Linked DNA regions of Homo sapiens: region 1 is linked to region 2. A link is an interaction called in ENCODE POLR2A ChIA-PET data of the cell type or tissue named here. Cell type or tissue: HepG2. All regions are shown on one strand.

What was found. Peaks named below come from ENCODE experiments on the same cell type or tissue, not always from the same donor. Only the 100,000 strongest peaks of a DNase experiment are listed, where the experiment ranks them.
Region 1: POLR2A ChIA-PET joins it to region 2 with 12 read pairs; 2 of 35 experiments call an interaction of 5 or more read pairs at or near these places.

What each region holds. Positions count from the first base shown.
Region 1 is chr1:86,930,376-86,938,375 of GRCh38, forward strand. All of the region lies in intron 1 of HS2ST1 (heparan sulfate 2-O-sulfotransferase 1), which reads left to right. Among named protein-coding and RNA genes, the nearest start is that of HS2ST1, 20 kb to the left of the region's middle. In HepG2, no CTCF peak of the experiment used is centred here; a DNase peak (open chromatin) is centred at 3,636; H3K4me3 peaks cover 1,686 bases.
Region 2 is chr1:86,771,097-86,779,096 of GRCh38, forward strand. No RefSeq gene overlaps it. Among named protein-coding and RNA genes, the nearest start is that of SH3GLB1, 71 kb to the left of the region's middle. RefSeq lists an enhancer at 2,516-3,715. In HepG2, no CTCF peak of the experiment used is centred here; DNase peaks (open chromatin) are centred at 2,635, 3,605 and 4,545; H3K4me3 peaks cover 1,009 bases.

The DNA.
Region 1 (8,000 bases), 160 kb after region 2:
CTTTACCAATCTAGAATTGAGAAAGACAGAATGGAGAAACAACATGAACCTTTTACATTTCACCTAACCTTCCTCTATCCCCACATGAAGCGTAATACCCCATAGGTGGAAACTGTCTTAAATTTTATTTTGTTTCCAAAAACTTAAGCATACGTTAGTCTGGGCTTTTGGGAGTTATCTTGTAGAATAAGATTATTAAAGGACCTTACCATTTTCTAAGTAGATTTTATCCTAAATTTATAATTGCATTGGAAAAGTGGGCTTTTTAAAAAAATTTAACCAATGTCATATGACACCATCCTCCCCTATTCCTCCCACCCTGAGTTACCAGTTTAATTTGAAAACTTTGAATTTCCCACATATCCAAGTATGCAAGATTTTGCATTGTCCTCACATAAATGAACAAATCTTCAAAGCACGAAAAGTTGAGTATTTGTTTTATGTGCTCTTCATCTAGGTGCTTGTAGTAATGTTGGCACTTACAGGAGAAATTAAGAGATGAGGCAGAGAGGTGAAGAAAGGAGTCTTTAAAATAAGTGATTAAATTTTGGGCATTTATAGTATGTTGTGTGAGTACTTTTTGAAAATGACTAGTTAGTGGGGGAAAGTAACATTTCTACCTTTAAAAAGAATGTTCTTTGAAATGAGAAGTAGTTTTAAAAGTTACTTAAATAAGAATGGTAGGTTATTTTAGTTACAATCTCACAAAAATGATGTTGTAGTATGTGACGTGAAATATAGTAGGTTTTGAGAGTTTTGACTATGTACATGACGTTGAATGTAGTCAAAAGTTGGCAATGTAATTTTTAAATTGAATTGTATTATACATTATTTCACATTTATTATTCAGTTTAATTCTACCTTGTCCTGAAAAAGAGTTGAAGAGATACACAGATGTGTTTGTGTAATGCGGAATGGGTAAAAAGGCAAATGAGGTAGGAAAATAAGTCAAAGTAAAGTATTTGTATGGATATTAAATAACTTATTTTAATTTTGTAGCCCATTTTTTTTGTTTTGTTTTTGTGGGTAGTGAGGTATTAAAGTACCAAAAAGATCTCTATATGTAACCCTTACTTCAGATTCTGAGGTAATTTGGAGTGATAGCATTTTTGCAGCCTTTTATTTAAGGAGCCAGGAAAGCAGATTTCATACTTGCATTTTGGTCACAGAATAAAAGTGAAAGTTTTATTAAATAATAACAAGGATAGTTTGGGAAGATGAGGCATCTAGTGATAAGAATTGAGTTAGGATTTTGTGCCGTACATGATTTATGATAAAGCTTTTCTTACTATGATACTAAAGGCTTTGATTGTAAGTTCAAGTAGTTTTCAATGCAGAATCCATCAGTGTGGAACCTTATATAATGATTGTTGAGCACATTTTGACATAATTTAACATCATGTTATTGCTTATTTAGAAAAAAATGCTTAATACCAGTAATCTTTTTATTTCTTCTATCAAGTATATTTTGTTTCTGAGAGGATTAAAAATAACACGGTGCATTGAAGTGATATTTCTTGGTGGTTTTTAATTTAAGAAAATCTGATAAAGTAGTTTATAACTTTTCTTTCTTCTTTTTGTAGAGACAAGGTCTTGCTTTCTTGCCTAAGCTGGTCTTGAACTCCTGCCCTTTAATGATCCTCCCATCTTAGCCTCCCAAAGTGTTGGGATTACAAGCATGAGCCACTGTGCACAGCTAGATAGCTAAGAGAAATATGGATTAAGTTGAGTATTATAAGTTATGGTTTTCAAATATGATTTAAAATAAATATTGTTAGACTAACATTAAGGGCTAAAGTGAAATTACCAAAGCACGTATTAAAGACAAATTTGGGGCGATATCACATGTTCTCACATATGTGAGAGCTAAAAAAATTTGATCACATGAGAGTAGAGAGTAAAAAGATAAGAGACTGGGAAAGGTGAGTGTTGGGGAGAATGAAGAGAAGTGGGTTAAAGGGTACAAACATGCAGACAGACGGAATAAATTTAATGTTATAATTCTCCTGGTTGTTCATGATATACCATGTACCATTTCATATAATTCATGTAATATACCCTCTTATTTTATAGGCAAAGCAACAGCAGCCTAAGTCTTGCTGGGGGATAAAAATATTTCTGAATAAATAAAGTGATACATAAATCATATAACTTTGATTTTAGGCTAGGGTCATGATCAAATACATTGATTTGTTATTTGTAAAATTAAAATTACTGATTTAATAAATAGTGGTACCTGTCTTTTTCTCTGTCTGTATTAGAACAGCATTAGTAATAGGAAGCAAGCAGGATAGTCACTAAAAGCACATGCAGTGTCAGAAATAAGAAGTGGGATCTCTTTTCAAGGGGAGGAGACAGAAGAAGGCAGGAGAAGTACAGCAATCCAGGTTAGGTTATTGTGGTAAACCTGTCTTTCTCAGAAGCTTCTGAGCACAATTCTGAAGAAGGTAACATAATTATAATGTGCTCGTAAAATAATGGGGCAAAAAAATATTCTTCAAAGTAGTTACCTTGAGGAAGTTATACATTAGAAAATATAATTGCTAAAATATTTTGAAATTCTTTATGAAATTGGTTTCAGAACCTTTTAAAACTGCAAGATCATTTTTGTAGCCATAGATTAAAATTATAATTAAAATTTTTAAATTGTAAAAGTAATTATAGAATATTTAGAGAACATGAAAAGTAACGCTTTTTTCACATACTAATAAAACCATTGTTCTTTGCAAAGTTTTTTCATATGGATTCTTTAGATAAAACTTATTTTAATCTACTCAGGTGTAGATTTTTTGGTGTTTATCCCTCTTGAGTTCTTTGAGCTTCATGGATCTGTAGTTTGGTGTCTGTCAGTTTTGGAGAATTAACCACCATTATTCACATATTTCTTCTGTTTCTTTTCTCCTGATATTCTCATTATCCATAGTTACACCTTTTGTAATTGTCCAACAGTTCTTAAATATTCTGTTACTTTTTAAAAAAATTCTTTTTGCCTTTCAGTTTGGGAAGTTTCTATCAACGTATCTTCAAGTTCACTGATTGTTTTCTCTGCTGTGTCTAGTCTGCTGTTGAATCCGTCAAAGCATTCTTCATTTCTGTTACTGATTTTTGTTATTTCCATTTCAGTTTGTCTTAGAGTTTCCATGTCTCTGCCTACAGTGGGCATCAGTTTTTGAATGTCGTGTAGTTTTTTCCATTAAAGCCCTTAGCACATTAATTATAGTTACTAAATTCTCACAGTGATGATTCCAAAATCTCTGCCATATATGAGTCTGGTTTTGATGCCCGCGTTGTCTTTTCAGACTCTGTTTTTTGCCTTTAGCATGCCTTGTAATTTTTTTTTTTTTTTTTGATAAGCTGGATGTGACATAAGGGGTAAAAAGAACTGAGATAAACAGGCCTTTAGTGTGGCCTAGAGGCCTATCTGGCTAGGAGTTAGGCTGTGTTTACTGTTTGATGTAGCTTTGGTGTCAGAGATTAAAATTTCCTCTCGTGTAACTGCTTTTGTCTCCTTTGTTGTCTTTGGGTTTCCCTAATAACTCCTTCATAAGTAGGTTCCGAGGCTTGTAGTTATTTAAGCTGTAAGTCCCTGTTATTACACAGGAGCCCTATTGATGTGGTGTGTGTGTGTGTAAAAGTGTTCTATAATCTTATGATTAGCTCTTAGTGAGCCTGTGTCTTTGGACTGTGACCTTCATGAGTGCTTTTTAGCTCCTGCAACCTTTACCTCCCAATACTTAAGTGAGAAAGTAGGAAGGCTGGGAGGCGGCTGGAGTTTTGTATTTCTCTTCCCACAAGTTGGTTAGTTGGTGGATAACAAACTGGAATGTGAAACCTCGGATGAGGGGAGGCTACTGTAGTTTCTTTTGAGGACAGGTCTTTGTTATTGAGAACAGAGATCGCTGGGCAATTTCAGAATGGTTATTTTTTCTCTCCTATTGGAAGCTAGAGGGAATTTTTCTTTGATCTTCACTTGTGAATCTCTGATGGGGCACCTGGAGGTAAAACTCAGGAAAGTTTCCTCTGTCTCTCCCCCAGCCAGACTGCCCATCCCCTGAGCTTTTAATTCTCAAGCTAGTCCACGTTGAACCTCCAGCAATTTACATTACAGTGTTCCTATGGATACTGGCTCCAGCTGTTTGTTTCTCTTGCTGGGGTTTGTGATACCCGTAGCTGTGGTTTTCTGTAGTCACATCTCTCTCCAGTTTTGGGAGCAGCAGTTTGCCCTGAACCTCAATTCTCTATTGGGTCTAAGAAGAGTTAACTGATTTTCGGCCGGGCACGGTGGCTCACGCCAGTAATCCCAGCACTTTGGGAGGCCGAGGTGGGCGGATCACCAGGTCAGGAGATCCAGAATATCCTGGCTAACATGGTGAAACACTGTCTCTACTAAAAATACAAAAAAATTAGCTGGGCGTGGTGGCGGGCACCTGTATTCCCAGCTACTTGGGAGACAGAGCCAGGAGAATGGCGTGAACCTGGGAGGCGGAGCTTGCAGTGAGCCGAGATCCTGCCACTGCATTCCTGCCTGGGCGACAAAGCCAGACTCCATCCCAAAAAAAAAAAAAAAAAAAAAAAAAGAGTTACTGATTTTCAGTTTGTTCGGCTTTCTGGTTGTGAGGATGGGAGTGATGACTTCCAAGCTCTGTCCACATCAGACCAGAAATCCTTAATGATATTTCCTTTTCTGTACCTTTTTGACTGTTTCGTTCTTTAGTCTATCTGGAATTTAGCTGTGTAGGGATGCAGGGAATAGGATATGTGTCTAGACCTTCTGATTATGCTACTTTGTCTAATAGTTCTTGTGTTAGGATTATACTATTTTAAATTTTTATAGCATTAAATTCTTTAGTATCTGGTAGGGCTAATCTTGCTTTACTTTCCTATTTATTGTTGCATATGAACCTCAGAATTGTTAAGTCATTAAAAAAAAGAAGTAGAATTATAAATAGAACTGCTTAAAATTAGTAATATAATTAGAATGATAGTGTTATGATGTTTGGACTTCTCTGGAAATTTATTTCTCTTTGTTGACTCAGATCTTCTTTTATGTTTTGGAGGTTTTGTAATTTTCTTTTTCTCCTTTTTTTTTTTTTTTTTTTTTTTTTGAGATAGAGGCTTGCTCTGTTGCCCAGGCTAGTGTGCAGTGGCACAATCTCGGCTCACTGCAACCACTGTCTCCAGGGTGTAAGTGATTCTCGTGTCTCAGCCTCTTGAGTAGCTGAGATTCCAGGCGTGCACCACCACTCCCAGCTTATTTTTTATATGTTTAGTAGAGATGGGGTTTTGCCGTGTTGACCAGGCTAGTCTCAAACTCCTGGCCTCAAGTGATCTGCGCACCTCGGCCTCCTAAAGTGCTGGAATTACAGGCGTGAGCCACCACACATGGCCTCATAATTTTCTTTGTCTCATTTACAGAAGTTTCTTGTGAGGTGTATTTTCTGCATTTTTAAAGCCTTTTTATTTTGAAATAATCTTTAATTCACATGAAAGTTGCGCAGATAGTACAGAATTCATGTGTATCCTTCACCCAGTTTTCCCCATCATGACAGCTTATGAAACCGTAATACAATTATCAAACACAGGAAATCGATGGTGGTATGATACTATTAATTAAACTATAGACCTTATTTAGATTTTACCAGTTTTTACCTGTACTTTTTTTGTCATATGTATAGTTTTGCTATTATTATTGCAATGGCTTTCTACTACATTTCTCTCTGTCTCTTTGCCTCCTTCCCTGCCTTCTGAAGAGTAAAAATGGTGTTAATTTTCAGAAGCTGCTTTGCTAATAGATTTTAAATTCTGAGTTTTTAGTTGCTTTCATTGAATGTTTTTTAAATTTTTAAATTATTTTTAAATTTTTTCTCTTCTTTTCAAAGGTACTGATCATTGAATTTTTAGGGATGTAATTTTCTCATTTGCTAAAAATGTTATTTTTGTTTCTATAACATGTCATTGCATTGGCTAGGCTAGATTTCCAAATTATACTTTTTGTGCCTAATTTTTGTATAATAGTCCTCGAGTTTCCCTTTAAGAGAAAAATTAGCTACTGTGTACATTATTAGTTGATTTCTCTAATATCTGACATTAAAATTAATCATTGATATGCAATGAATGCTTTACCAAGTTTCAGGAGTTATAATCATTTCAAATAAATCATGTAATTTAACCCTTACAACCTCCTAAGATAGGTGTCAATATTATTCCTGTTTACAGGTGAGTAAATTCAGTTGGGTTAAATGATTTATTTGTTCAAGGTCACATAGTTTAGGTAAGAAGCTCAAACCTGAGTTTTAGGTTTCTTACTCATTTTGCATTTAACCGTTCTTTTATATTCTCTTCTATTGCAATAGAAAAGATCAATTGTAAACTATTCAGATGAATTTCATTCTACAGCATACGTTTATTCCATGGAACTGGCATTCCAGAATGGAGTGAATTAGGGCATGGTGGCTCAGGCCTGTAATCCCAGCACTTTGGGAGGCTGAGGTGGGCGGATCACGTGAGGTCAGGAGCTTGAGACCAGCCTGGCCAACATGGTGAAACCCCGTCTCTACTAAAAAAAAAAAAAAAAAAAAAATTAGCCGGGCATGGTGTTGCATGCCTGTAGTCCCAGCTACTTGGTAGGCTGAGGCAGGACAATCGCTTGAACCCGGGAGGTGGAGGTTGCAGTAAGCTGAGATCACGCTACTGCACTCCAGCCTGGGCAACAGAGCAAGACTCTGTCTCCAAAAAAAAACAAAAAGAATGGAGTGAATTAATTTCATAAAGAAAATTCAGGTTAAACACTATTTGCAAACTGATATTCCCGAATTTAAATAGACTTATCAAAATTGTATGTTTATATTTTAAAGGATCAAAATACTGAGCCTGCACCTTCCTCCCTCCTTCCTTCCAGAGGTATTAATTAAGTATAGCCCCTATTGAGAACCTAAATATGTCAAAATTTACCTAGGTGGATATGGAATTAAGTGTGGGAATACAAGGAAATTAATATTTTATATTTAAATATGAAGGACAATGTATAGTTAGCTTTTTGAAGAACATCAAATATTAACTTTTCTATCATGCAAGTTGTATGCATTCTTTCTTATTTGTGATAACTTTAAGATGATGTCAAAGTTTCACTGTGACTTAAGAGTGAGTAAATTATAAAACAGTAGAATCATTTATTTGAAAGAGGCCTTGGTTTTACTCAGCTTCCTTCCCATTGTGGGAATGCCTTCCTCTCCTACATTTTTTCAGCATCTTATTTGGGAGAAAAGGTTTAATTTTTTATTCCTAGCTGCAGTCTTTAACAGTTTTCTTAAAATATTTATTCTTTTCAGATTGCCTTTCCTTCTACCTTATATATATATAAAATCCCTTTCTAATCTGAGCTAATCAGTCTTTTTTTTTCTTTTTTTTCTGGTAGCTATATTGATTTCTTTAGGTACCTTTATCTTCTGCATTGGCATTCGTTGGTACCTTCTCTTCCACCTGTCCTACTCTTATTTCAGTAATTTAGATGAGGTAAAATTTGTAAAAATCACACTTGCGCTTACAGATCTTAACTATATAATAAAACTTTAAAAATGCATTATATTTTTGTCATTGCCCTTTATTACATGTGTACTCAGACAATAATCATTGTCTGATATTTAACTAGAGCATGTGTTTAGCATGAATACCTAGCACTGTTCTATTACTGTAACATTCATATTCTGAAATCCTCTGGAAGGAAACAGTAAGATTATATGTTGATTTCTTCTTATTTAAGGAAAGATTCATTGGTTGAACATGGTTTTATGTTTTGTGTTTGGAGATGGACTGTATTTAGAGACATCTCTTTTTCCCCCAGAAGTTCTGTTTTAAATTAATGAGAAATTGGGTGAACTTATTTTCTTGCTGAGGTACACAGCTTGAAGTTTTGGAAGTAAAGTATACATAGTCTTTTCTATATGGGAATGGTGGAATTTTCTAGACTTGATTAAAGTACTGTTGTTTAATTTTTTAATGAG
Region 2 (8,000 bases):
TCAAATTTTCTTGTATATTTCCTTAAATGTTTTTGAAAAATAATCTATGTGCACTCTACACAATTTTAAACTAAAAAAATGTTAATTATAAGCTTAATTCCCAACATGTTCTATGATGCATACAGGCTCTGAATATATTTTTTTGTCAAAATCTTGGAACTGTATACTAAGATCAATTTATAGGCAACATCCACCATAGAACTTGGCAAACCTAGTCATTGTCAAATCAGTCATCTAAATCAGACTGACTTTCTGTCAGAAAAAGTCTTACTTCATTTTTCAATTCAAATAAGCATATTTATGCTCATCCCTGGGACAAACATCTCACTTTCAAATTCTAATTGAAAGATGGATGAGTGGATAGATGGATGGATGGATGGATGGATGGATGGATGGATGGATGGAAGAATGGATGAATGAGCCCTCAGAGCCTTGCCAAGAGTTTCCCTCTTGGATAAGAATAAAAAGTTCCCTTCAACATTTCCTTCTGGCACCCATGGGACTCCCCTCAGGAGCAAGGCATCCTGGAATTGTCCCTTCGCTTTGTGCCCTGGGAAATCCACATTAATAGGATTTAGAATGGATGAGAGGTTTGTTTGTCATTAATAAAAAAGGGAATTTTAAAAGGAGGTGGGAAGAGCCAACCAATCACAGACTTGGCAGATCAATCTTAGGAAAAAGTACAGTTGGAAATTGAGAATATAAAAATTAATTTCCTTACAAGAAATGTAAGGGCCTCATGGAAAGTCATTTGCTCTCCTCCCAAGGGTGGGCATTCCCGTTGGGTTGAAGACCACTGCCTGGAGGTCAAAAGTCTAATTTCACACATGGACTTGTGTGAGTCTAAGCATTAGAGCTTGCCAGCTTTCTGACCCACCTCTTAGTTTTAGGAGACTCCTTCGAGGTCATGTACTCAATTCCTCTCAGCTTTGTGTCAACTGTTCATTGTGGCCTATTTTCATTTTATTTCCTTTATAAAGTTCTAAATTTCTCTCTTTTTTTTTCAAAGTAAATAACCACTTTCATGCTAGTTTTCTGTGGTTATGTAATTGTAGTTTAGTTTATGTAATCATTTTTAGTTAAAATTTCTTATTGATACATGATTGTATATATTTATGAGGTGCATGTGATATTTTGATACATGCATACAATGTATAATGATTAAATTAGGGTATTTAGGATATCCACCACCTCAAACATTTATCCTTTCTTTGTGTTGGGAACATTTAAGTCTCTTCTAGCTATTTTGAAATATACAATAAATTATCATTAACTATAATCACCCTACTGTGAACACTACTGTGAATGGCTATCAAATACTAGAACTTATGCCTTCTATTTAACCTCAATTTCTTGAATGAAGAGGCTGTGAAAACTTATTTTAGCTTCTCTCCTCTTTCTCTCTCAAAAAAATTCCTGGCCTGGGCATCTTTTTCCTGGTTGAAAGGTGTCTAGATAACCACCTTGGTAGTTTCAGGTGGGTTGGTGAACACAGAAACTGGATTTGGAGTTGGATAGTCTTACATAAACCTGTGGAAACATCTTAGTAACTTTTCCTGCCCCCACAAAGACCACACACCCCTCTATAGAGACAGGAGTATTTTTAGTAAAATATGCTACTAGTTGCAGGTTGATTTTCAGCCTGCCATTTTATGAAGTCCTACTAGACTTGCTGGAAACTTGGAAAATGCTGTATCTGCTCTAGTCTACAGCAGTAGGACACCAAGCAGTCCATTGAGTTCAGTTCAGCCACAGTTATTACACTTTGTGCACCTACTAAACAAAAGAAAAACACAGTATTTCTGCCTTCGAAGAGCTCACAGATTACAGGTAAATCCAGGGTATATACACATACAATCTCAGTTATGATGGCTGCCAGGCTAACCACCTTCCTAGTGATTTAGGCTGCTGAAAGTCTTAGAAAAGGACTGTAAAATCTCCTAACATAAAAAGTGGCTAAAAGAGGTATTAGGAGTTGATCACTTGGCTCCCCTCTCTGGGTCTTGCCCAACTCTAGCCACAACGACAAGCATCCAAGTTAAATTCTCACTTCCAAATCTAATACCTGCTTGAAGAACTTCCCAGTTGCCTCTTAGCTTTGCTTCATGGCACATTCCTGGTAAATCAAAATTCTAAACAAATTTATCCTGTCAACAAGGGACTATTTACCACTCCATAAATCAACCCAGATTTTTCATCCTGCTCTACTATATACGATGGGTAAAGTATTCTAGGTGATCTTTGAGCATTTTATCTTTTTCTTGAGAGAGGCAGATTTGGGGCACGATTCTGAATCTTCTGGGGCAGGCAGGTGCTCTCAGACTTTGGTTTTGATGTAGTGGTGATAGCTGTGGTCTTCACTGCGCTACAGGCCAGCTGACAAGGATGTTGCTCTCCTTCCAACCTGGGGCTCTTGGTTATCCTTGAAGGAGAGGAAGTGAAATCTTCTTATTTTAATGACCTAATCAGAGGAGCTGAATCAAAACACCATTTGGCAATACCTCAGTACATGATTCTCTAAGGCTCACAAAAAAGTTTTGAAGGAAAGGGTAGTTTGTACTTTCTATCTAAATAAACATTTTCTGAAGTCACAGTACAAAGAGTAGACTACAAGTCCTAATGACCATGGATATCATATACAAAACAAGATTAGTACCTGAGCTTAGGAGGGAGTATTTGTACTTACAACATCTAAAATATCAAATTAATGAGTCAGAACTTTGGCCTTCATTCTATCTGCCTTTGTAAAACATATCTCAGACTTCTCAGGGTAAACTTGATCTGATTCAAACTGGAAACAAGGTATCTCCTGGCCGAGATCTTCTCCTTTCAGATTAAACAGTCTGAAAGGAAAAATGGGATCTTCCCCATTTTAAGAGAATAAACATGTGTCTCTGAGGGGAAAAGAAAATGAAAACATTCTATCAACCAGCACAGCACACTGAGGAAGAGCCAGGTGCAAGCTCAGGGCAACAAGACACGTTTTCTCATTCTCCTTCACTGCCACCATCCTTTCCCAACCCCTGCACTCCCTCTGTCCCCCTCCATCCCCATTAAAAAACAGCAACAAACCGCTATGATTAATGACTAAAGAATAAGAGCAGGTGTACAATCTTTATACATTTTAGATTTGGATCAAATTCACTCTTCTCAATTCCTCTTCCTAAAGCCCCACCAATAATCCTTTGCCATCTGCCCCTCCTCCCCTTTCCTTTCTGAGGCTGCTAATGAAAGTGGGGTGGCCAGGACTGAAGAAGGACTTGAGCTGGCTGTCTCTGATTGACTCCTAGCTATCTCATGCCCCCGCTTCCTGCTGGCAGAAAGCAATGCAAAGTGACTGCTGTAGGAGCAGCTGCTGAAGCTCATTTCCCTCCCCCGATGCCTGTCACATTCTTGGGCAATATTTCAGAAGCTTACTCATCCTGCCACTCACTTCCCCCGCCCCCATACCCCTGCCCCCAAACAAGACATTAGGAAGGAAACATGAGAGATTTTATTTTAGCCTAATTGAGCAACAGCCCTTACTTCATCTTGAGTAAGATAAATGGGCTGTCCAACTTCACTTCTCACTTTATCTGTAATGAGGTTTCTCTCTCAACTGTTTACCAAAGTATTAAAAAGCACTTTGTAGCGCCGGCTGGTATATTCCATCAAAGAGAGTCAATAGAACAGATGAAGACATATGAGAAAGTCAGGAGATAAGGTGCCTTTTATGAAAGTTCAGATTCCAGACCTATTAAAAAGAACCGCTTCCCCCTCTGTGAATTCAGGGACAAAAAAAACAACCTTTTCCTCTTTGGCAGTAAGGTGGTTTCTCATAGGGTAGGACAGCACCTGGCAGGTTTTCCCAGAGTCTGATCGAGGTGAATAATTAATTGTAGTCATTAATGTCCGGGTGGTAAGAAATTGCCAGAATTGTAAGATCCTAATAGGCCATTAGCATCTCTATACTGGATGCACTTTAGTGGACTCTTCCTCTGACCAGCAGCGATGAAACACTGTTCTGTTCTTGCTCAGGCTCTGTCTCCAGCTATTCTGGAAGAGTCGGTCACATTCAGATGTTGAAAGGTACAAGATAGGGAGTCCGAGGAGCAGACCCTGCTCAAGATTTTGACACTAAATGCTGTGTGACCTTAAATGAGCCATTAAATCTCACCACTATATAATTTCTTCCCTTACAAAGTAGGGAGGAACTATCTCATGCTGATAACTGTTCTGATAGGAAATCTGTTTTGATATATTGTGATTTTTACCTAAGAATTAAGTATGGATATTTTGTTGCATTATAGCCTCAGTCCTGTTTGTAGCTGTCATTCAACAGTATGAGGGCCTACTATGCCTGTACTTGTGGTAGGGAGGAAGACAAGACATATAAACCTGCAAAGTGAAATAAAAGGCACAGCCCTGTTGGAATGGGAAGCCAAATTTCTACTCCTCATTCAAAACCTCATGAAATATCTCTCCCTGACTGCCTCCCCAGCTATCTTGGCAAACAGTGCATTCCATAGAAGATCAGGGCCTTTATCACCTCGTGCAGTCATCTGTCTTTTCAACCTCCTCTGACAGCCTGTTATCTTCTAAAAGAAAGGACAGTGTCCTGCTCATTTCCTTATTCCCCCATCCCTAGCATAGTTCCTGAAATATGGTAGGCATGCAATATTTCTACATAAGTAAATGGATGGAGTGAATAATAAATGCCAAATACAGACCATAAGATACAAAAGAGAGGCAGCCATGGTGGACAGAGCCCTGAAATAGGAGCCAGAAGATCAGGGTGCAAATCATCAACTTATTATTCCATGAAACTCTGACTTTGGGCTCTCTGTGACCCAGTGTCCACATCTGAAAAGTGCTAATGCCCAAACCAAACAGGGTTATTGTGGGAATTAGGTAAAATGCTCTAAACAAAATTTAGCTCCCTTATCTTGTATTCCTTTTCCCTAAATAGTTGGAATACAACACTGGAGTCCAAGTTGCAACCCGAGGTGCAACTACAGGTTTCTAGGTTATCCAAGAAGGAAGAAGTTGTAAACCACAGGAGTAGATGAATTCTCAAGGAGAAAATGAAGAGAAAGAGGCTGATAACAATATCCAAAGGAATATACACAATTACAGGGCTGCAGAGATCATGAGCTAAAGAAAAGACTGAAGAAAGACGACATTGTATCATGCATCTAATTCAAGAACAGTATGGTGAAATCTACGGAATGTCATAACAAGGTCCAGGAAATAAAAGACTAATTCATTATGCATGATTATTTTGGCTTCTAGACCTTAAATTTTGGTCATGGTTTAAAGCTCTTCTAGTTGGATGACCATAAAAATTCTCAATGCATTTTCAACAGTCTTACAAAAATGGAAGACAAATTTTGTGAAGGGAAAGAGAACTTATGAATATATCCTTTTCCCTTTCTTCTTTCTTTTTTTTTTTTGTTTTTTGAGACAGGGTCTCACTCTGTCATCTAGGCTGGAGGGTGGTGGCATGTTCATGGCTCACTGCAGTTTCAACCTCTGAGACTCAAGCATTCCTTTCACCTTAGGCCCCCACAGAGCTGGGACTACAAGCATGAACCACCAGGCACCACTAGTTTTTGTAGAGACGGGGTTACACCATGTTGTCCAGGCTGGTCTCGAACTCCTAAGCTCAAGCAACCCACCCACATCACTTCCCAAAGTGTTGGGATTACAGGCGTAAGCCACCACGACTGGCCAAACATCCTTTTTAAAATGAGTCATATGAAGACTTTTTAGGCCCAGGCATGGTGGTGCGTGCCTGTAATTCCAGCTACTCAGGAGGCTGAGGCAAGAGAATCACTTGAACCCAGGAGGTGGAGGTTGCAGTAAGCCAAGATCGCATCACTACACTCCAGCCTGGGTGACAGAGTGAGACTCTGTCTCAAAAAAAAAAAAAAAGACTCTAGACCAAGAATGGACCAAAACAGACAATAGTGGTGGTACACCACTTGTCCTGGACACGCTACTTCTATTATTCTATTATTCCATCCTTGGGTTGCACTCATGTTTGTGGCAAACTCATTCTGGCTCATATTAAGTCTGTGGCTGACTAAAGCAACATTACTGCTTTTTTTTTTTTTTTTTTTTTTGAGACAGAGTCTCGCTTTGTCACCCAGGCTGGAGTGCACTGGTATGACCTCAACTCACACCTCCACCTCCTAGGTTCAAGCGATTCTCGTGCCTCAACCTCTTGAGTAGCTGGGATTACAGGCACGTGCCACCACACCCAGCTAATTTTTACATTTTTAGTAGAAACAGAGTTTTATCATGTTGGCCAGGCTGGTCTTGAACTCCTGACCTCAGGTGATCTGCCCACCTTGGCCTCCCTAAGTGCTGGGATTATAGGTGTGAGCCACTAACCCCGGCCGACATTACTTTTTTAAAGTGTAATTTAAGCCCAAATTTGCTTAACAGTCTACTCACCTAATTAATTATTTTGAACTTAAGTTAGGTTCAACTTGGACTTAATTGATTCTGTCAAAACATATTTAAAGTATTGATTCAGACATTCAAATTTGAGTTAGTCCTCCAAGATTTTTGTCACCTAAAAATTTGACTGTCATGCCTTCGCTGTGTTTCCTTACCATTGATTGTTTTTTAAGATTGAATAGCATTTTACTAGAAACAGGACCCCAGTTAACTATTCCTTAATCCATACACTTCTGTTTTGTTTTGTTTTTTTTACTTCTTAGAATTAATCTAAATAAAAATCCACTAAATTAAGGGCTCCTTGAGGGCAAGAACTGGGCTTATGTAGCTTAATATTTCGATCAACCCAAGGCCTGGCAGACAGTTGTATCCAGCTACATTTCTCTCTCCATGTCCCTCAGGAAGTGCCGTCTAACTCTCTGAAAGCCAGACCTCCTGGGTCTGCAACTTCCCATGGTCTCTAACTGGGCAACCAACATTTTTAGTAAAAGCATTACTAATTCCTACCATGTTCTTTCTGGCTCAGAGAGGTGCCACTTTCTTTTCTTAATTTTCACAAAACATCTATTTTTTAATCTCGCCAAGCTTATAAGTAGCTTAATACCTGTAGACATAGTCAAGAAATAGTTTGAAGAACTAGCCTTACTTCTAGGCTTTACAAGATTGAAACCATGTTTTTCTGGGATTTGTTTTCTTGCTTTTCCTAACGTGATTCAGGGTGGACCTAATCCCGTCATTCCTTACAGTTACATGCTCATCCTGGGCTTGCCCCCATGTCTGAGCAGGAGGCAGTGGCACACAGGCAGTTAAAATATGATGGATGGAGAGAAGAGAACCCACAGCACCTTGTTCTGCAGAGACCTCTCCTGGGGTTAGGTGGCCGTAGGGATGAGTGCAGACAGTGGTTTCACAATTCTCTCACTTCCATTTTCTGATTTTGCTGCAGAGCTATCCCAGTGCTTGGCTTCATCCCTGGATTCAGCCCATTAGCTCCCCATGGACACACTGAGTCTCACACCCTAAGCAGAGCTCCCAAAGGCAGGCACAGACTTAGGCACTTAAGTCAGGCCTCTTTGGGCAGCCAAAGAGTCTCGTGACCTAACAGAATTTCAGGCCTATCCTGGAGGCCTAGTCAGCATAGGCAGGAAGTGACTTTTTTCTGATCACAGCCTCTACCTTATTTTTCTTTTGGAAGTAGAAAGAATCATGTTCTGGTTACCTTCCAGAGATAAGAAACCATCATGACTCACATTTATACCAAGTGCAGTTTATAACACACTTTTGCAATGAATTCCCACAATAACTTCCATTTTTCAGTTACAAAAATGGCTGCACTACAAAGTCAATTGACTTACCCAAAATCACCTAATTGGTAAGTGGCCATGTAACAAACTCTGGTATGTTTGACTCCTGATGCCTTGTTCTTCCCGTTGCACTACCCACATTGCTATCTATTAAACAAGTATTTATTGGGCCCTGATGATGCCAGGCCCCAGGCCAAGTTCCAGGATATACTAGTGAACAAGTAATAGAACTTTCACTTACACAGGGAAAAC